Regions from separate parts of the Mus musculus genome. Here region 2 is linked to region 1. The links are chromatin loops, found by intact Hi-C in ENCODE. Cell type or tissue: heart. All regions are shown on one strand. Each heading gives the region's core, and the rest is flanking DNA. Links, peaks and the distances in the headings are about the cores only.

What was found. Peaks named below come from ENCODE experiments on the same cell type or tissue, not always from the same donor. Only the 100,000 strongest peaks of a DNase experiment are listed, where the experiment ranks them.
Region 2: a loop joins it to region 1, with 2.1 times the contacts of the local background. A loop is called at or near these places in 2 of 42 quality-filtered maps.

Annotation. Positions count from the first base shown.
Region 1 is chr15:59,660,301-59,671,357 of GRCm38, forward strand. No RefSeq gene overlaps it. Among named protein-coding and RNA genes, the nearest start is that of Trib1, 17 kb to the left of the region's middle. In heart, for the core only: a CTCF peak has its summit at 5,339; a DNase peak (open chromatin) is centred at 5,351; H3K27ac peaks cover 878 bases.
Region 2 is chr15:59,771,663-59,782,719 of GRCm38, forward strand. No RefSeq gene overlaps it. Among named protein-coding and RNA genes, the nearest start is that of Gm19510, 18 kb to the right of the region's middle. In heart, for the core only: no CTCF peak of the experiment used is centred there; DNase peaks (open chromatin) are centred at 4,279 and 5,959.

The DNA of each region.
Region 1 (11,057 bases), core at 1,210-9,209:
TGGCTTTTCAACACGGCTTTGGCTGGGAAAGGGAGGGCAAGTGCATAGTTAATCATCCACTCCTCCCAGAAAGTAAACAAACAAGCAAGCAAGGGGGGAGGGGGGAGGCGCAAATCCCAGCACGATCCCTGGGAACCAGCACAAGAGCCTTCACCTCCTTCCTTAATGATCTCAGTGGAAGTGACTTCACAGTTGCTGGAAGAGGAAGGGGAAAACTCTCTAACAAGCATGAGGCCTTGGGTTTGGTTCCCAGTACTGTACAAGCTGGGCATCATGATGCTTGTGTGTCAAACTAGTACTCTGACGTTGAAGGACGTGTCTGAGGCCATGGAAGGAGTTCAAGGACAGCTTGGGACACATGAGACGCTGTTTCAAACATAAGAAAAGTGGCAGAGAGCCGGGCGGTGGTGGCGCACACCTTTAATCCCAGCACTTGGGAGGCAGAGACAGGCGGATTTCTGAGTTCGAGGCCAGCCTGGTCTACAAAGTGAGTTCCAGGACAGCCAAGACTATACAGAGAAACCCTGTCTCGAAAAACCAAAAAAAAAAAAAAAAAAAAAAAAAAGAAAAGTGGCAGAGAAAGGGTCACAAAGAAATGGCTTCCTGGTAAAAGCAGTAGCTTCCCAAGCCCAAAGAATCCAGTGTGATTCCCAGAACCAGAACCGGAACTGGAACCTGGAGACTGTAATCGAAGAGGAGGCAGGGGTCGGAGAACCTCTGGAGGGCTCATGAGTGAGCTAGCCTGGAGTTAATAGCACAGTGGCAGAAACAGAAGAGAGGTCCTTTGTCAAAAGCAAGGGGTGTGTGTGTGTGGGGGGGTGGTGGTGGTGGTGGTGGTGGTGGTAGATGTGGTGGCGTATGCCCTAAATCCAGCACTGGGAAGCGGAGCTCAATCCCAACATTAGAGGGATGGAAGCAGTCACGTTGAGAGCAGTCTGGGCTACATAGCTAGTTCCAGCCCAGGAAGGTCTACATCGTGAGACCTGTCTCAGGCAAGAACACATAAAAAAAAAAAAAAAAAAAAAAAAAAAAAAAAAAAAGGTGAACCCAAGAAACAAAAACAAGGCGATGAAAAGAGAGAACCAACTTATTGCTTGCACTTAAACACACACACATGGGCACAAATAAATAATACAAAGCACTAGGAAGATGGCTCAGTGGGTTAGAGTGCTTGGTATACAAGCAGGGTTTGACTCCACAGCCCAAACAAACAAACAAACAAACAAACAAACAAACGAGCATAGTGTGCTTTCCCTAACCCCAGCACTGGGGGTGGAGACAAGCAGATCCTGGGCGCTCTATGGCAAGCCAGTATAGCCAAAATGGTAAGCTTTGCGTTTAGTAAGAGACCCTGTCTCAAGACAATAAGGCCAAGAGCATCTTCCTCTGCATGATTGTGCATGGATATATGTACTTGCTTGCTTACATGCATGAACACCCTTTGAACACATGAAAAAGAGAAATAAAATAAAGAGGAGGAGGTGGTGATGGAAGAGAAGGTGGAGGAGAAGGAGGAGAAAACAGGAGCATCAGAAGAAACAATCAATCCTTGCTTGCCTGTGTATTTGTAGCTGCTTATAGATTGTATCAGTTTGTCTCCTCAAGGAGCCAGATGGAGGAAATGTGGTGCTGAGACCCAAGACTGAAAAGAGGCTAGAGCAGAGGTTCTCAACCTGTGGGTCGTGACCCCCTGGGGGAGGGTCGATGACTCACAGGGGTTGTCTAAGACCATGGGAAAACACAGAGATTTACATTATGAATCATAACAGTAACACCGTTGCAGTTATGAAGCAGCAATAAAAATGATTTTATGGTATGGGTTCACAGCAACGCTAGGCTCTGCAGTAAAGGGTGGCAGCATTAGGAAGGCGGAGAACCACTCAGCTAGAGTCTCACATGGTGAGATGTCAGGTCAGGCTTTCAGGTTTGAGAACTCTGCCCTTTTCTGCTTGGTTCTAACTTGCTAGACCAGCAAGACTACATCTTTTCATCTTTTTTTTTTTTGAGCAGCTGATTTTGTTGATGTTTTTCATACTGAGTTCCAGGACACCAGAGGTATACAGTGAGATCCTGTCTAGAAGGAAAATAAAAAATAAAAAAATATAAAAATTTAAAAAAAGGTTTAGTTTACACTTTTCTGGTTTTCAGCCAGGGGATACCAAGACCTGAGGCCCAGAAGTCATAGCCGAGTACAAGCCGCTTCTGGGCTCTCTTGAGGGGGCTAGTTGGTGGGTTGCCATTGGGTTGACCTTGTAGAATGGATCTAGAGACAGATGAGGTGGCACCTCCTTTTGCTTTGTCAGTCAGAGCCTTTCTGCTCCAGTACTTTGGTCTGACCTTTGGATTGGATTGGTGACTACAGCAATGACTCCTCGTGTCCTTTTCTAGTCACGGAGCTCCTGCCCTGGCCCAGTCCTGGGCTTGGTGGCCAGCCCCCTGTGCACACTCATTCTTGCTTCATTAGCTTGCTGGCCAAGGTTGGTGTGACCCAAGAGCAGACTTGCCTTAGCACCAAGAGGAAGGAGTCTGGCCTGGGTATGAGGGCTCAGAGGTCTTTCTCATCGTGACTCTGGCTTGAGGGCTTGCTGTGTTTCTAGGAAGTGATGGCATCACAGAGCACACTCCCAGTTTTAGGACTGAAGAAGGGAGACATATAACTAGAGAAGCCAGCCAAAGCTCAATTTGTGTGTGTGTGTGTGTGTGTGTATGCATGCGTGCATTTTCTCCTCTTTCCTCCCTCCCTCTCTTCCCCCTCTCCCTCCCTCCCTCTCTCCCTCCCTCCCTTCCTCCCTTCCCTCCTTCTTCCTCCCCCTCCTTTCTCCTTTTCTCTCCCTCCTTTCTTCCTTCCTTTCCCCTTCTTCCTTCCCTCCCTCCTCCTCCCCTCTGCCTTCCTCTCTTTTTCCCCCTCTCTCCTCCTTTTTCTTCTTTTCCCTCTCCCTATCCTTCTTTCTCTCTCCCCTCATTCCCACCCCCTCTTTCTCTCATAGTCTGACAGTGTAGCTCAGACCACTGTATCTGTTAGCATTCCTTATATAGTTCTGTCTGGTCTTGAATTCTCAGCATCCTCCTGGCTCAAACCATCAGACCTCTCTGAGTGGCTGTGGCATGGGTGGGGTACTTGACACCCTGACACTGGAAATGAAGAATGTATTTGGTCTTTTGGGTTAGGGAAAGAGTGTGAGTTTCCTGGATCTGTCTCTAGCTACCCCAGGACTTGGAGAAGTCATGCAAAGTATCTGTGCCACAAGTTTGACTGCCTCTCTGGCAGGGCAATGCCTGGGAGGCTATAGGATGGATTTTTGCAGTCCAAGTCTCTGAATGGCAGGCTCAAAATCCAGACAATCCCAAGCAAGGCTAGAAGACAAGCAGACTTGGACTTGAACCCCAGATACATGCTTATTTGTTTTGTGGACTTTAACAGGTTGCAATACTTCTCTGGACCGCCTTTTCCTCACTATAATATGGGTGTGTGGTGATGAGGAAGGCCACTGTCACACTCCCTCTTTCTTTCTTTCTGAGCTCGAAGCTTTGCCAGATCTGAAGTGCTGGTGCTCTTCATTAGCTTGAAAGGATGGCTGTGGTGGGGAGCAGAGCCCATTGGTCGCCATGACCCACAGGTCAGCCATGTAGTATCTCAGGCTTGTCTAACCACATGTAGTCATTAGCACCTTCCTGGTCTCAGAACACACCCCGCCTCTGGCAGAAGATGGAGACTGGGGTCCCCAGCTCTCAGCTTGTGTCTGACTCACAAGCAGACCAGGAAAGTGGGGTTCAGACTCATCATAACCTCAGGTTCTACTGAGGCAGAGAGGCCTGGACTCACAGAGGCTCACAATGTGGGGTGTGCCACCACCCACCTCAAGTTTAGCCTCCTTATCCTTGAGATGGGTAATACGAATTCATAAAGTATTTTCCAAATGGTTAAAAACGTGTGGTTCAATCCGTGTTGCTTATCAGTAGCAGATCACTAAAGCCCAGTGTTCAGTCTACCAAAACTACCCAGTGATAATGTGTCCATGTCAAGTCCATGCTCGGGATGCTGAGGCAGGGGGATCTCTTGAGCTTTGAATCCAGGTGTTCCTGACTTTTTTCTTTTTTCTTTTCTTTTCTTTTTCTTTTTCTTTTTTTTTTCTTTTTTTTTTTTTTTTTCTTTTTTTGGCAGGGTCTCTAGCCCAGGTTGAACTCAAAATCCCAAATAACAAAATAACCCTACTGGTTCCCAGTGTTGACACAACAGGTTTAGGTGGTGGCAGGGGCAAGCCAGGTGGCAGGGCTTCGTGTGTGCTGGGTAAGCATTCTATCATCAGAGATAGCCCCAGATCCTTCTTTTTTGAGATCTGTTCTTGACATGTAGCTGTAGCTGTCCATGAACTTGGGACAATCCTGCTGCATTAGCCTCTTAAGTGCTGGGATCACGTGTGTACCACTAGGCCTTGCTTAAACCCCAGAGTTTGAGAGTGGCTTGGGGTACATGGCTAGGACCCTTTTTTGTTTTTTAAGTAAAGAAGTAAAATTAAAAATAAAAGGCCAGGAGGGAGGGAGGGAGGGAGGAAGGAAGGAAGGAAGGAAGGAAGGAAGGAAGGAAGGAAGGAAGGAAAAAGTGATGGGAAGGAAGGACATTTGGGGGTGGGGTGGGGCCCTTGTCGGGAGGCAGAGCCTGTTCATCAGGGCTGGGTGAGTCTTGAGCCTCTGCATTTTCAGCTAGCTCCTGGGTGAGGCTGCTGCTGCTGCTAGCCTGAGAACCTCCAGCACCCAGGGAAGAGTCAAAGTGTGAAACACAGGCTGTGCCTCAATGGAGAGAAGTTAATTCTTGAAACTCAGACTATTTGTGACAGAGCAGGTGAGGTAGCACACAAGGAGGGACTGCTGTAACCACAGCCACCTGAGCAGGGTTGATGGCCTTCTCCAGGGCGGTCATCATCTTCATCCTACAGATGGGATCGAAGACCTGCATGCTATCCATATGCGATGGTGCGTGTTTGTAATCCCAGTATCCATGAGGCTAAAGCAGGAGGATTTCTGTGACTTGGAGATGAGAGTGGAGTTCAAGGCCACTCTCTGGGAACAACAGAAAAAAGAAAAGGATTTGGATGCTAAGTTACATAGGTAGGCTGGGGCAGGGGTGTAGTTTTCCAAGACTGGCATCTTCCTGTGTTCCACAAGGCAGCCGCAGGAGCCTGAGGAGGAAGCAAGCCACCTCCCTTGTCTGGACCTGGCTTTCCTATTTGCACAGTGGGAGGCCCGGGCACACATGACCTCCAGGCTCCTTCCCCAGCCTTCTGCTGGAACAGTTTGAGCAGTCCCTGCTGGCTCAGCATGCCCTTGGCTTCGTCCCCACACTGCTTCCTGAAGTGGTGCTGACGTCCCAGAGGCAGACATATCCTTTTCATCCCGTCAAGCCAGAAACTAGCAGAGTTATTGGACAGGCTATTTGTGGGCAGAGCCTTGGAGGGGTGGCCATAGTAAAATCCAGCTCTTGGGCCAGGCAGAACATTCCTCCACACCCCAGAGGCAAGCTTTTCAGCAGCTCTGCAGGTAGAGGCAGCCGGCTTGCGTCAGCTCCAAGCCATGCGGGATCTTATTTCACTGGGAGTCCAGTCTGGGAGCCTTAACCTCACTAGGCCTGAGAGTTGGAGGACATCCAATTGACCTGAGAAAGGTGGCATTCTGAGTCGGGTTCCCAGGTACCTCAGGGCACACACAGCAGAGGTTAGAACCTGCCAGGGTGTCTGAAGAGAAAGTGCCTGGAGCTGGAATTTCTGGGCTAAAATTCCAGGTCTGACTCTCCTAGTCAGCCTGACAGGGAAAAAAATCTCCCTATGCCTCAGTCTCCATATCTGGAAAGACGTGGCTTTTGCTAACAATTGTGTTAGTAGGATAGTGAGAGGACTTTAAAAGAACACCTGGAACAAGCCATTCCCTATATCAGATCTACCTCAGCAACTTGTACTTTTATAATCCCAACTCCCAGTGGCTGGAATAGTATTTAGGACTCACCAAATACACATGAATATTTGCATAATGATTGGTTTAGAAGACCCTACAGGTATGATTCTCTCAAATTGTACTTCTCCCTGCTACCTTCTTTAGATATTGTCTTACTTGGTAGACCAGGCTGACCTCAAACTCACAATCTTTTCTCAGCCTCTCAGGGTTCTGGGGTCACAGCTATGCGCCACTGTACTAAGATTTGTTTCCATCATCTTGACACAAATCAGAGTTTCCTGGGAAGTGGGAGCCTGGATTATGGAATTGCTCCCATCTGGTTGGCCTGTGGGCCCGTCTCTGGAACATTTTCTTGATTGATGATTGGTGTGGGAGGGTCCTCTGTGGCCATTGCCATCCTCAGGAAGGTGGTCTCGTGTTGTGTAAGGAAACAAGCTAATCAGCCATGGTGCATGGAATGCATGCTGTACCGCTAGCCAGCCTATTTGATTTCTGTACCACTGAGCTACGCCTACAGCCAGCCGTTCTGATTTCTATACCATCGAAAGCTAGGAGAAGTGAAGAGAATACCCTTGAACGTCTAATCTCCTTGCCTCCACCCCCTCAGGGCTGGAACTGAAGGTTTGTGTCACCATGTCTAACTTAAGCCATACTGGGGGATGGAACCCAGGGCCTCAGGCACGCTCGACATCAGAGCTGTATCCCAAACGCTGTTTTGCATGATTTAAAAAGCTATGTTTAGTGAGGTCTCTTTTCTATAAAGCGGACTCCTTTCCAGGGTGCGGATGGATGTGATTTGACAGATTCAGCCAGCAAGCCCCACCACACTCCTGCTTTCTTCCTCCTCCCCTTCTCCCAGACGACTCTTTATGGAGTTCAGGCTGCTCTAGAATCCAGAGTCCACCCGCTGCAACCTCCCCCTGAGAAGGACTGATTCTCTTCTACGGGTTATCTACTTACTGTTCATCGCTTCACCGTCACACAGACATCTGGACGTTCCCAAATGGGGACTGTTACAAAGCTCCTCCAAAAACCACTTGTGCTTTTGTGCCTCTTCGTGTCTCCTGGGCTCCTGCTTCATATTTTTACTTGACAAGAAGTGACGGGCTTGTCAGCTGAACACTCCCAACAGTAAGATGGGAGAGCTCAGAACAGCTGCGTGCTTGACAACACCAATGGCCATCAGATCACCATACATTCTTTTCATTCGCGGGCCTAACGTACTTCAAAAAGCATCCGGTGCAGCACACATGGGTCGTATGACTCCCCCTTGCCACCATTCCATGAAGAGGACAGCTGCTCACCTAGATCTAGACATCTATCCAGCGTTAGGTTCTGTAAGCAATCTAGACAGGATCAAAGTATCAGCAAGTGGCACACAGGTATGCATGTTCAAACGCTACACTCTTTTATGCAGAAGCAATTTGGGTGTCAGTGGGAACAAGCTGGAGAGATGGACCAAGCTCCCCAAAGCTGACTTGCTGGTATTTAGGGACAGTAGGTCAGCAGCGGCAGCTCACTGTAGTCTCCTCTCCTCTTCCCTGGTGACTAATGAGGCTTAGCATCCCCCCTTTCCACGGTCCATCTGCCACGTGCATCTTTCTCTGATAAAAAGCATTATGCCTGTTTTAATAATTGAGATGCTTGCGTTGTTCTTCTTGAGTTGTGCAGTTCTTTTAATAGTCTAGGTGTAAGGTAGGGTCTCCCCACCCCCATATAAAATCAATTTTGCATTGGCTCCTCCCACTCCGTGGTTATTTTGTCATACCTTTTAAAGATGGTGTTCTTTCTCTCACTCTTGCTCTTTGAAACAGGTCTGGCTGTAGTAGCCCAGCTTGGCTTAGAAATTTCTATTCTCTTGCCTCAGTCTTCTGGGTACTTGAGTGCCAGGGTGACAGTTATGTGCCATAGTGGCACATAATAATGCCAACATTAAAGGGCGTCTCTTGAAGAGGTGAAGCCTTATATTTTTATGTAATATTCAAAATGTTCGGTTCCCTCTTATTTTCTGCTTTAAGAGGTTTCTTACTTAACCTATTTATAAAATTTTATGCTTATTTCCTTCTAAATTTTTAAAGTTTTAAACAATTTGTTCTATTTATTTATTTAGTGTGTGTGCTTGAGTGCGCGTGTGTGTGTGTGTGTGTGTGCATGTGTGTGTGTGTGGGGGGGGCATGTGTCTGAGGCAGGGTAATCATAGCCCACACTGGCTTGTAACTCTCTATGTGACTGGGCAAGGCTGGCCTAGATCCTTATATGCGCTGGGATTAAAGACAGGCATTCAAAGGATCCTGTAGTTTTCGGTTGGTCCTGTATGCATTCTGAGTTATTTTTATCCATGATGTGGAGCAAGCTCAGGGATTATTTCTGACATCTATGATCTAACTCCAGCAGTATGATTTTCTTCTCAAGAGAGTGCATTGCACTGGCTACTTCTATGTCAATTTGACACAAGCTACAGTCATTTGCAAGAGGGAACCTCGATTGAGAAAATGTCTCTACCAGATTGTCTTGTGGCATGTCTTCTTGACTGACAATTAATGTGAGGGATGGACTTTACCTGGAAGAGGAACGTCAAATAATCTCCAAGTCCCTTCTTGGTCATGATTTTTTCCTTTTTGTTGAAAATCGATGTTTTTCTCACATAACATATCCTGATTTAAATTTCCCCTTCTCTTCCCATTTCCTCCCCACCTCCCCTCCAAATCTACCTCCTTTCTGCTTCTCAGTAGGGAAAAAAAAGCAGGCTTGTAATGGGTAATACTAAAATAAAATGTAATAAGATAAAATAAAAACTAACACAGAGTGATTGGACCAAAAACAAACAGAAGGAAAAGGGTACAAGAGAAGGCACAAGAGACACAGACCCATTTGTCTGCATACTCAGGAATGCCAGAAAAAACACTAAACTGAGCCTGGCAGTGGTGGTGCACACCTTTAATCCCAGCACTTGGGAGGGAGAGGCAGGTGGATTTCTGAGTTCGAGGCCAGCCTGGTCTACAGAGTGAGTTCCAGGACAGCCAGGGCTATACAGAAAAACCCTGTCTCAAAAAACCAAACCAAACCAAACCAAACCAAACCAAACCAAACCAAACCAAACCAAACCAAAACCCAACAACAACAAAAACCGACCACTAAACTAGAAGCCATAATATATATGCAAAGGACTTGATGCAGACCCACGCTGCCCTGCAGCCCCTGTGCATGCTGCCTCAGTCTCTGCGATCTCATATCCATGCTGACCACATTGTCTTAGCCTTGTTCTCTTGGTATCCTCCATCCCCTTTAGCTCTTACACTCTTTCTGCCTCTTCTTCTGCAAGGTTCCCTGATTCCTGAGGAAAGAGATTTGGTGGAGACATCCTATTTAGGGTGAGTGTTTCAAGGTCTCTTACCCTTTGCACAATGTCTGGCTGTGGGTCTCTGTAGTTTTTCCTATCGACTGGAGGAGGAAGCTTCCCTGATGGTGACTGAGCAAGGAATGCGTATGAGTAAAGCAGCATGTCTTTAGGAGTCATTTTATTGCTGTATCTTTCTCCTTTTGGAACACTAGTAGTATTTGACTTTAGCCTAGGTTCCTGGGCTAGCTAGTCTCAGGTTCTTTGTGGGTATGGGTTCCGTCTCCTGGAGTGGGCCCCAAGTCAGATCAGACATTGGTTGGCCACTCCCACAAGCTCTGTGTCACCATTGCTTTAGCAGATCTTGCAGGCAGAACACTATTGCAGATGAAAGGGTTTGTGGCTAGGTTGGTGCTTGCATTTCTCTTTCGGTAGTGCATCTTCTCATACTAAAGGCACAGAACTTATTATAATAGAACACCATATCTGTCCTCTGTGGTTCTAAGGAATGTAGCTTGGTTATCATTGACTTAACAACTCATATCCACATATAAGTGGATATATACCATATTTGTTTTTCTGGATTCTATCTACTTACTTGCAAATTTCATTATTATTATTTTTTTTAGTGACTGAGTAATATTCCATTGTGTAAATGTATAATTTTTTTTATTCATTCTTTTTTTTTTTTTTAGATTTATTTATTTATTTATTTATTTATTTATTTATTTATTTATTATATGTAAGTACACTGTAGCTGTCCTCAGACACTCCAGAAGAGGGAGTCAGATCTTGTTAGGGATGGTTGTGAGCCACCATGTGGTTGCTGGGATTTGAACTTCCGACCTTTGGAAGAGCAGTCGGGTGCTCTTACCCACTGAGCCATCTCACCAGCCCTTTTTTATTCATTCTTCTGTTGAGGGGCATCTAGGTTCTTTTCAATTTCTGGCTATCATGAATAGAGAAGCATGGTTGAGGAAGACGGTCTGTGGGAGGATGATGTGGCCTTTGGCTGTATGGCCAAGAGTGGTGTAGATGGATCTTGATGTCCATGGATTCTCATCTTCCTTAGGAACTGCCACACTGATTTCCATGGTGGCTGTACACGCTTTTCACTCCCACTCACAATGGATGAGTGCTCCCTTTATTCTGACTCCTCATCAGCTTGGTCTGTCGCTTGGTTTATTGATCAGAGCTATGCTGACAGGAGTAAGGTGAAATCTCAGCATTGTTTTGATTTGCATTTCCTTGATGGCTAAAGATGTTGAGCATTTCTTTAAGTGGTTCTCAGCCATTCGAGTTTCCTCTCTTGAGAGTTTTCTGTTTAGATCAGTACCCCAGTTTATAATTGGGTTAGTTGTCTTCTTGATATCTAGTTTTAAAAGTTCTTTATACTGGATTTAAGCCCTCTATTGGATGTGTAGTTGGTAAAAATAGTTTCCCATTTTGTAGGCTGCCACTTTGTCCAAATGATGGTGTCTTTTGCTGTATAGAATCTTTTCAGTTTCGTGATGTTCCATTTATTAATTGTTAATCTTAGTGCCTGTGTGAATGGTGTTCTGTTCAGAAAGATTTTTTCTTTTTCTTTTTCTTTTCTTTTTCCCCTGTACCAAGGAATTCAAGGGTGTTCTCCACTTTCTCTTCTATAAGGTTCAGTTTTTATGTTGAGGTCTTTGATCCATTTGGAGTTGAGTTCTGTGCAGGGTGATAAGTATGGATCTATTTGGATTTTTCTAGTGGAGCCATCCAGTTTGACCAAAACGATTTGTTAAAG
Region 2 (11,057 bases), core at 1,571-9,570, 110 kb after region 1:
AAAGGTAGAGTCCATCATACGCATATGTAGATTTTATTTTTTGTGTGTGATAATTATTGACTATCTGGTACCATATAGATGATAGGAATACAGAGACATGGCCCCTGTCTTTGAGAAACTTCTTATTTAATGAAAAGAAACTCTCCATCCTCTAAACCAAACCCCAAACCCACCCAACCCAACCCATCCAACCAACCAACCAAGCAACCCAACCCAACCAACCAACCAAGCAACCCAACCAACAAGTCAAATCAAACAACCCACCCACCCAATCAATCAACCAAACAACCCAACCCAACCAACCAACCAACCAACCAATCAAACACACAACTTGGCATTATCTGTTGGTATATTACTTTTTTTTCTCACTGTGACAAAATATCTGATGGTATGTGTTTAAGAGAGGGAAGTTGTTTCTTGGCTCACAGTGCTTTGTAGCATGGAGCTTGGAGCAGCTCAGTCTGGTGGTGGCTGCTTGTGGCATGGCTTGTTCATATTTTGGAGAATCAGGGACCAGCAAGCAGAACTGGAAATGGGGCTGGGCTATAAACCTACAAGGTTCACCCCAGAAGTCGCCATTCATCACCAAGGAACCATGTCTCAAAGATTCCATAACTTCTCAAAATAGTGCCACCTGTTGGAGGCTGTGTTCAAAACATAAGTCTGTGGGTGACATTTCACATTCAGAATGTACCAGTGGGGTGGGGGTTGAAAGACTGGGATAGCAAATATTATATGCTGGTGGCCCCACAGGAAGCGTGCAGTGTGCAGGAACTTTAAAGGGGATCTTGGAGTTAGGACTCTTGTATTCTCTAGGGTCCTGTATAAGGCTGTGGGCCTAGGAGTATTTTTTTGGACTCTTTTAAATTGTCATTTCATCCCATGTTGGGACAATTTAGACTAGCCAATCTCTTAGTTTCTTTGTTTTGCTGGAACTAAATCATGGAAGCAATGTGTTTTGCGTGGGTCAGAAGATTTGATTGGCTCTTGGTGACATCACAGACATTGCTGGAATATGGTTAAGAAATCAAAGTGAGCACATCCAGTTGTGGCTAACACACACACACACACACACACAGACACACACACACACACACACACCCTTGATGAGTAAGTGGGGAAATGTATTTGTTATTACCCAATGAGTACAGTTTGTTTGTTACACACAATCTTTCAAAACATGAGGTCCAAAGGGGAAAATTATGAAAGGGCCCTGGAGGGTGACAGTGTGGGAACTGCTGCTCTCATCCAAGGGTCTGATGGGAGATTTGGTTACTGACATCTCCATCCGGTCAGCTCTTGTTTGTCTTTTTCCCCCCTCTGGAGACAGGGTGGTTGCTTGCCCCTAAGGCCTTCTCACCTCTCCAGCTTCACCCCCATCCTTTCCTTCCTCTGTTGTTTAGTTCCTGTGACTCCTGATTCTCCTCCCAACTCTGTTGCTAAATGACTGTGCATTTTGAGTAACCTAGTCCTGTACTTTGGATCTTTAAATCTTTACCTTCATATTGAAAGCATCAGACCCTGATAGGCTCTAGTAGTACGCACTCAAGTTCATCAGTGGTGTTTAGCTCTCTTCTTGTCTCTGGGGCACAGGAGTAAACCACAGTCTTTAGCCTCTTCTGCAGTACCTGGTGGGTATTGTGGACTCTTCCGAGTGCAGAGTGGGTGGAAGTGATCTGTAACACTTCCTGGTCTGCTCTGAAAAGCACCCTGCAGTAGGTTTATAAGGCATTCACCATGATAGGGATGTCCGTCTTTGGCATGACTGGGAAGCCAGACAGTTGAAGCCCTTAACCATAGGACCTCGCCGGCAAGAACACCATCCCTGGATTTTGTGAATAGAAATGTAAAGCTTTTACAGAGTTACAATGCTGGGATTTAGGGGGATTTGTAGTGACTGTAAGCAATGGTTATTTTAAGGGGCTCAAGGTAATGGACATTCTTTCTCTTCAGCTAGGAACAAACAGAGCAATGGGGATTTATAACATGGAGGTGGGTTGAAGAATGTGCCAGAAGTTCGTGATCACACAGTGAGTTCCTTAAAGGCTGCTCCCTGGAGTAAAACAGGCTTGTCCACCCCAGCAATGGCACCATTAGGCAAGTCCAGAGTTCTTCCTCACAAACACAATCCTACAGACACAGCCCAAGGCGATTCCTAAAGAGAGGCTGCAGAAGGGCTTGTCTGGTTTGCTCCTGAACTCACTGATCACATAGATAGTAAGTATCTCCACCTTCTCTGAGAAAGGAGACTGTGGGAAAGCCAGGCGGGAAGTCTTAGCCTCAACAAATTGATTTCAGAAGAAAAGCGTGAGGCTGGGAAACCAAGGTTCTTCTCAGACATGGAAGTTGCTGAGTTCCCATGAGGCTTCACTCCTCCAGGACAGGAGTCACATCTCCACCACCTTGAGATGAACCCCAAGACGTGGAAAAGTGGTGGCAAATCAATGTATGGGTAACTGACTGGTGACATGTAAGGAGTGTGCCTGACATTTTCCCCACTGGGTCACTTCTGAAGGAGGAGAAGTTGCTGTGGTTTGACCCCTCACACTGCTAGCCCTTGCCTAACCCCACAGTTTGGTGGTGTGAAAGGCCAGGCCGATGACCCAATGCTTCCTTGGGGAGAGGCTAGCATTCTCTGTCTGCCCACCAGGTCCTATGCTAGGCAAGGCACTTACTCTTGCTGAGTTCCTGGCTAGCCCATTGCCCTGGGGGTTCATGGGTTACTCTGAATCCCACAGTTGGGGGTATTCTTGTGTTTCTAAAGTTAGTGACTGAATGTTTCTTATGGTATCCAATGAGATGTTCCTTCAGCAAGTTAGATGAAGATAGGGGTTAAGGGCTGAGCTTGGTGGTATATGCCTTTAAATCCCACCATGTGGAAGGCAATGGCAGGTAGATCTTTGTGAGTTTGAGGTCAGTCTGGTTTACATATCAAGTTCCAGGATGGGAAGAAATACATAGAGGGACCTTGTCTCAAAATGATAATAATAATAATAATAATAATAATAATAATAATAATAATAATAACAGATACAGGGTTATTGTCTCTGCCATAAGGTGCTTCAGAATAAAGAGAGTAGTGAACACAGCATCCCTTACACATGCACATAGGCTGGATAAAGAATTCCTAGGCTTTTGGATTACAGTGATCTTTAATATTAAACCAAGTATGAGGCTATGGAGATGGCTCAGTAGCTAAGAACCTTGTTGCTCTTGCAGCAGCCTAGGTTGGGGTCCCAGTACCTACATAGTTGTTCACCACTATCCATACCTCCAGTTCCATGGGATCTGACATCCCTTTGTGATCTCTGTGTGCACCAAGCATACATATAGTGCACATACGAACATGTAGGGAAAACACAGACACGTGTAAGGCCAAAATAAATTTTAAAAATTATATCAAGCACCATCAAAGGATGAACAGATGAACAAGAGTTGGTAGATCTATGTACTGGAACAGAACTCAGCCTTTAAAAGGAAGAAAATTTAGATACAAGTACAACGTGGATGAGCCATGAGGGCATTGTGCTAAGTAAAACAAGGCAGCTCTCAAAGGGTAAGTGCTGCTAATTCATCTTGTAGGAAATTTAGGGTAATCCAGGCTATGCAAACAAAGCAGTGGTTGATGTGGGTAAGGAGAAGGCCATAGAGTTATTGTTTAATGGCTACAGAGCTTCAGTTTGGAGTGACAAAGTTCTGGAGAGGAATGGGGTTGAGGGCTGAACAACAAATGAATGTGGTTAAAAATCATCGAACTGCTGATTTCAAAATGACAGACACAGTCAAATCCACCAAACAACCCACACAATGGTCATGCCTGCCATGGGCTTGGTTCTGTTCATTGGCTCCAAAATCTGTTAAAAGCATTGAGACATCCAAAGTAATGGTATTCCTAACCTCAGAAAAGTGAGGTAGGTAGGGTCTCCAGGTGTAGGGTCTCCAGGCATAGGACAATCTTTTGGTTGGCAGAGTTTTAGCTTCATAAAGAAAAGGAATCTCTAGATTCATGGCTTGCATTTGAATCCCATACCATATTTGTGTGGTCACCTTCTGCAAGGCCCTGGGTAGGTTGGTGACCCCTTGATGGGCAGACAGCAGAAGGTAGGGGAGCTTGGGCCAAGCCTCACCCACAGTGTTTGTTCAGAGATGTAGCTAGCTACTGGGAAGTAGGTCTCTACCAGAGCAGCACGTACGTGCTAGTCACCATGATTACTAGATGTGTCTATTCCATCATTTTAAAACTTTTGCCATCAGGGTGCCAAGTCCCTGGGGTGGCCCTGTCTATTCCTCCTGCACTGCAGAGGCAGCTGAGCAGGGCCTGCTGTGCTTGGAGAAACTGCATTTGTAAAGTGCCTTTTCGGGACTTGGCATGGGGCACATGCTCAATACAGGGAAGTTATTTTTATCTGGGCTGTCTAGAAAAAGCACAAGATTCAGAGTCCTTGGAGTTTGGATCAAATCTCTGTTTACTAGGGTTTTGACCTTCAGTGATTTCCTTTATTTCTCATAGTCCCAGTTTTTTTTTTTTTTAAAATAGGGTCAACAAAATGTCTCATGGTATTTTGTGTCTACTCAAAGAAATATAAGTTTTCTACTTTCCCCTTCCCTTCCTTCCTTCTTCCTTTTCTCCTTCCATTTTTCTCTACTGTCCTCCAATTTTTCTTCCCTCTCCCATTTGCCTGTCCCCTGTCCATCTTTTCCTCCTCCTCCTCCTCCTCTCATGACTTCTAGGACAGTGCCATGTGACAGCCTCCTGGTCTGTAGGTGAGCCCTGTAGGTGAGGCAGCCTCCTCAGCCCAACCAGGAGACCCTTCTTCAATGGCAAAGTGAGACAGCTCTTTGAAAAAGTCCAAGTTATCTTCATGAAGGCTTATTTGAGCTCACTCTTGACCCCAGGATCATGAAAGGCCCTGTGAAGAAGTCACAGGAAGTGGGAGCCTCGGGGGCTGGCAGCGTTTCTGTGGGAACAGCTGTTGGCATAGAGATGGGTCTGTGAATTTGCCACCGGCACCTTTGAGGAGGCAAGGGCTATCTTCATTCCTAATTCTATCCTTGGTTTTATTTGGAATTTCACACGTGATCACTTTAGAACCTAGGTGGCGTGTCTTTCATTTTCTTTCACAGGTGTGACTGACTGCTCAGGGTGTGAGCCAGGGGACATTGGTTCCCCTTCTTGGAGTTAAGCTGGCATGTACTGTTGGGGTTCTTGGAGATTCCCAAGGCCTCTGGAAATGTATCTGGGTCGGCTCACAAAGACAGGATGCTAAACTAAGTAGTAAATGATCTATCTCCTCAGGGGAGACTCTCCCTTAGGGGAAGGGGCAGGGGCAGGGGCAATTGGAAGAACCCACTGAAACCTTCACACCTTCACTTTGTCCCTGCCCAGTCTTGGTCTTCACTCAGGACCTAGAAGACATTTCATCAGTGTTATCTGATCAGGGTCACTCCTCCAGGCCAGACCCGTGTCTCTTCCTGGTTGTTCAGACAGGGCTAGGGCTCCTCTTTCTGGGTTCTGGGGATGAGCTGTAACATTGCAGCATCTAAGGTATTGTATTGTAATTATCCGTGGGCTCCAGACAAAGGCCTGGAGGGCAGAGGCGGCTCCTTAAGCCCTTTCTGTAACTTCTGCACTATAGGAACTCTGCATATATGGCGAATAAGAATCAACACCCAGCTTGTCTGGTGCTGCACTGATGAGGGAGGTCCCAAGGAATGAGGGGCTGGCTGAGTATCAGGGGCCACTGGATGTCAAGCTCCAGAGATTCAGTCTGCTTGGCAAAGAACCCCATTCTCCATTTCCCAGAGATTGTTCTCGTAATGCGCTGGCAGTGCGCCCAATCCAGGCTCTGACTAGTTCCTAAAACAAGTTAAATCTTTCCCTTTGGGACCATTCCATCAGCAGGGGTAGATGAGCATGCTTCTCTGATGACCTTGGCGTTCATAGCCCCAACTTGGGCTCTTTTCCATTTGGTTCCTCAAGGCCTCAGCAGCAGCCCTGTTATGCTTGGCTGGGTTTCTGGCGGGTGAGGAGCTGAGCGCCGTCTTCCCAGATCCCCGGGTGGATGAGAGCGGTGTCCACGCCCCCACCCACAGCTGCCTGTGCTTGGCTGGGATGGAAACTGGGCTGCCCATCCAACAGATCTCGGTGGAGATTGGAAAGTGCTCCTCGGAGGAGCTAGTTGTGTCATTGTTGGGATGTGGACAGAAGCCAGGCTGCAAATGAGAACTGCGATCTTCCCATCACCCTGGCTCTCCACTGTGATGGAGGGACCATGCCAGCTGCAGAGCCTGGACAGATGTTCCTTGGAGGGACAAAGTGTTACCCGATGAGCATTTCTGAAATGGGACTAGGCTGGCCAGAGCATAGGAAGTAGACTATCTGTGAAGAATTCACCATCCCAGGTAGTGTCTGGCTAGATTTAACCCTTTGATTCTTATTTAATACACTTGGGCAGTAAACATGCTTTTTGAGTCGTTTCTGAAGTCCTCACCCTACATGTGATCCAAGGAGATGCAGAGGGGTAATGAATTGGTCAGGGTTCTCTAGAGGAACAGAACTTATAGACTATATAACATGTGTGAATATATATGCAAATATGAATATATTTATGAATATGAGTACACATATCTACACACATATGTATGAAGGGGATTTACTAAAATAGCGTACAGGTTATGGTCTGGCTAGTCCAGCAATGGTCCAAGAATCCAATAATTATTTAGTTCACTAGGCAACTTCAGTATACATGGAATCCCAAAGAAGTAGTCTCCAAGGCCAGTGAAGGGATGGACTTACAAAGGAGAGCGAGAGCAAGAAGGCAAAGCAAGCTTCCTCCTTCCCATGGCTTTTTTATAGCCTGCCAACAGAAGGTGTGGCCCAGATTAAAGATGGATCTTCCCACCTCAAAAGATCTGGATTAAAAGCAAATCTTTCTACCTCAAAGATCTGGATTAGAAGTAGGTTTTCCCTACTTCTAATTACTTGTTAAAAATCAATCAATCAATCAATCAATCAAACAAACAAACAAACAAACAAACAAACAAACAAAACTAGCCTGGCAGTGGTGGTGTACACCTTTGAATCCAGCCCTTGGGGGGCAGAGGCAGGCAGATCTCTGAGTTTGAGGCCAGCCTGTTCTACAGACTAAGTTCCAGGACAGAAAAGGCTATACAGAGAAACACTATCTCAACTGCACCCCCAAACCAAACCAAATCAAGCCAATACAAACAAACCAACCAACCAAAAACCAAACCTAACTAACCAACCAACCGCCCCCCCCCCAAAAAAAATCTCAAATAAGTAAAATTTAAAAAATCACTTACAGGTGTGCCTAGCCATGTAGGTTTTAGTTAATTCCAGATGTAGTCAAGTTGACAATCAAGAATAGCCACCACAGGTAATGAGAAAAAGACAAATACATTTTCCTTCACGTTTTTCCTTAAGGCTCCTTATAAAAAAATGTTCCTGTGATGTTTAGGTATGGGACTAATGGAGATTATAGAAAACCTGGTGAGTCCTTTCCCGTTCGATACTTGAGGGAGTGAGCAAGGACATCTCGGTGGAAAGTGTGCCCTGAGGGGGCTCACAGCTGACTTAGCTCCCTTACTGGAAATGGAAACACAGACCTTGCTGAGAGGCAGAGTGGAGGGCTGAAGAAAGAGCACTTGGCCAGGACTCAGCTCCAAGCTGGCCACTGGTCCTGTGGGCTCTAGCTCATCAAGCTTTTGACTTTGTTTCATTTTAAAAAATGCACCCAACAGAAGATAAAATGACTTGAAAATAGGCACTGTGAACTACTATTGTTTACAAATATTAACTTTTTTTTTCTTAAATCTTATTCAATGTGTGTCAATGTTTTTTGCCTGCATGTATGTCTGTGTACTGCATGCCTGCCTGGTATTGGCAGAGGCCAGAAGAGGGCATCAGACCCACTGGAACTGGAGTTAGAGATGGTTGTGGGCCTCCATGAGAGTGCTGGGAATCGAATCCAAGAAGAAAAGCAAATGTTCTTAACTGTTGAGCCATTTCTGCAACCCCACTTTATTTATTTATTTATTAATTTATTTAAACAATCACAAAAACAATTTAATAATGTGGGATTATTAGCAAGCTAATTTTGTAAGTAAGAAACGTGAGGGACAAATTGTTGCGATCTTGTTCAAAGTCACATCAGTGATTTTGATGAGTGTTGGACTAAGGCTGGGCTCTTTCTGGGCCTCAGAATCTCCATCTTTGTGAAGAGGCTGATGCTTGCTATCCTGCACGTACTGGGGAGGGAGTTCATGCACACAGAGAAAAGGTCACATGAGACAGCAAGGGAGGGGGTAACTAACTATCTCAAGCCAAGCATCAACAGATGGCTTAGAAGAAACAAAGCAGCTAGCCCTTTCATCTCCGACTTTGACTCCAGGATTCCAGAAAACTGGGGGAATAATTTAATATTCTTTCTGAAAAAGCCAAGTGCTAGCCTTTCCAGCATGAGGAACTGAGTCCAATCCCTTAGAACCCACATAGTAGAAGCAGGGAAAGACTCCTGCTGGGTTTCCCTGGCCACCATACCTGGGCTGTAGTATTTCTATGTGCACAAAAAAATGTAACTTAAAGAGTATAACAGACAAGAGGTATCTAGTATATGAAGAATAACATCTAAGGTTGTCATCACGTGCACATATGCTGCACATGTGCATATGGGCATGTACATGTAAGCACGCAAATGCTCAACAGTTAAGAAGCCTTGCTGCTTTTCTTGGAAAAAAAGAGAAAAGCTGTTGCTTGGACCACAGTAACACATAGTTTCTGGAGCTCTTGTTAATTCTTCTGTACTTCTGTGTGATTAGAATGAAAATCTTCACTACACAAAGTGGATAAAAAGTCTCCATCTTCTCTCTTTCTCTCTCTGCTAGGATTGGACCTTTCTTCCCAAACATGGTTTCTTACAGGCATTGATCACTTTTAAATTACAAGATCCTTGGCTCCAGCATATTCCTGTCACAGAAAGGCACTCACACTCAATGAATGAAGCCACACTACTGCCCCTTGCCCTTAGGTCAGAAATTGCCCATCAGTCATGAAGGTGTGAGCACACCCAGGTACTGTGATCCACTGCACACTGACACTGGTAAGCAACCGAGAAATCTTTCATACTGAAAAAAAAATCTTTCATACTGTTTTTCTTTTTTAAGACTGAATAACAAATCACTTAAAATATAGCAGCTTCAAACAAGATCTAGTGTTCTTCCAAACGTTTTTTTTTCTGTGTGTGTGGTAGTCACAGCTAGTTGGTTAGCTGTCCTCAGCTAGAGGTTACCTGGGGTGGACATAGCCAAGATGTCTGGTTATCTCCAGACTCAGTCTCCCCAGATACCCTCCCATCATTATAGTGAAATCCAAGCTTCTCCACAGCTTGAGGGATGGATTCTAAGATGGGGAGAGAGCTGCCCAACCTCCTGGAGCCAGCTCAGTCATTCTAGAACACTGTTTCTGCAAAGTTTATTTGGGCCAAGTAGGTCTTAAGATTCAAAGGGAGAGAAAAAAGAGTCCCCGTCCCCCCCCCCCCCCCCCCGCTTGTGAGGTAAGGAACAGATATGTGCCAGATATGTGCACAGAGACCGGACAGGCTGTTGGTGACTAGAGGAGAGACTACCACAAAGATGCCAGCAGGATCCTCAGAGTATCCTCATTTGCATGAGGATAGCTGCTGAGGTTTGGTTGTGGTTTGCCTACCAGCAAGATGGGTTTACTTCCCAGGTAGTGGAAACCACAGGGTGCCAATGCTAAAGCTGTGGTTATGTCCTGGTTTTGACCAGGCCATTGCTTAACCTCTTGCTTTGTCCTCCAGGTGATGCCGCAAAGCAGTAGAGAGTTGAGATGACCAGTGTAGGGAGCACCACCAGTGGGTGGCAGGACCAGGGGTGCTGTTGCCCCATGATTGAGGAGATGATTATTGTGCAAAAAATATGCAGATTTTCCACCTAAATTATGGGATGATTCACAGAGTCTTCCTGGACCGCCATCCCTTTGTTTGGCTTATGTGGACAACAATGTCTACTTTATGCAAGAGAAGAGATAGTGGCAAGCTGCATCACGTTAGAGTCAGACCACCACAGTTTGCACCCTTGTGCTTCAGCCGTGTCGCTTTCTAACCATATTCTTCTTTGAAAAACAGCTAATTGCTCTGATTTTCTGTTAAGGAGAGAAAATAATATTCAGTGTCTATAGAGTCATACAAATTTGATGTGTTTAAAAGGAACGAGGCATCTGTCCTTTTTAAAATATTGTTTTAACACTGGATGTGTGATTCACATGTGGCCAGTAGCTTAAGTTTTCAGCAGCCCTTATTAGAACACTCAAATGGGCCTGTGCTACCTAGAGGCTAGCACATTCTTTATGCAAATGGTGGCTATTGTTTCTGGGAAAATGGGTTCTTTGCTCATTTCTCCCCTTGTCATATTTGCACTGGAGGAACGATGGAGCAAACACCTCAGTTGTTTCTCCCTTTAGCTGCTCTTCTGAAAGCAACAAATGTCTAAAGTTGCTTCCAGTTTGTTATTTGCTGCGGGCGGAGAGACTCTCTGTCAAGTGGTGATATAGGCTTTGTCCTCCTTCCCTGATTTGTGGCTTCACTCCCTGCTCCCACATGAACACCGGGGAAGAGTGCACCTTGTTCTTTGTCTCCAGTTCATCTCTCTTTAGACAGATGAGCATCGGATCCCAATGAGATTGGAGCCTCACTCCAACAGCTACTGGCTGTCATGATGTTAGTTCAGCTCTCATCTGTATCCTGGAAATAGCAGCAGTGTCTGCCTACATATTGAGCAATTAAATGAGGTAATATTAACCAGAAGAGTTTACGTGGCGCCTGGTGTATAGCAAGGGGCAACTATAGTGAGCAGGTTGAAGCAATTAGTAGGCACATTCAAATTCAAAGACCCAGTTAAAAAGCTGCTTTCTTCTAGGAAGACTTCCCAAGCTGCTTCCGGTGAAAACCGAGCACTTTCTTCCCACTCTCTCTCTACCATTTTTGTAGATTTTTCTATTTTCACACTGGATTGGTCCT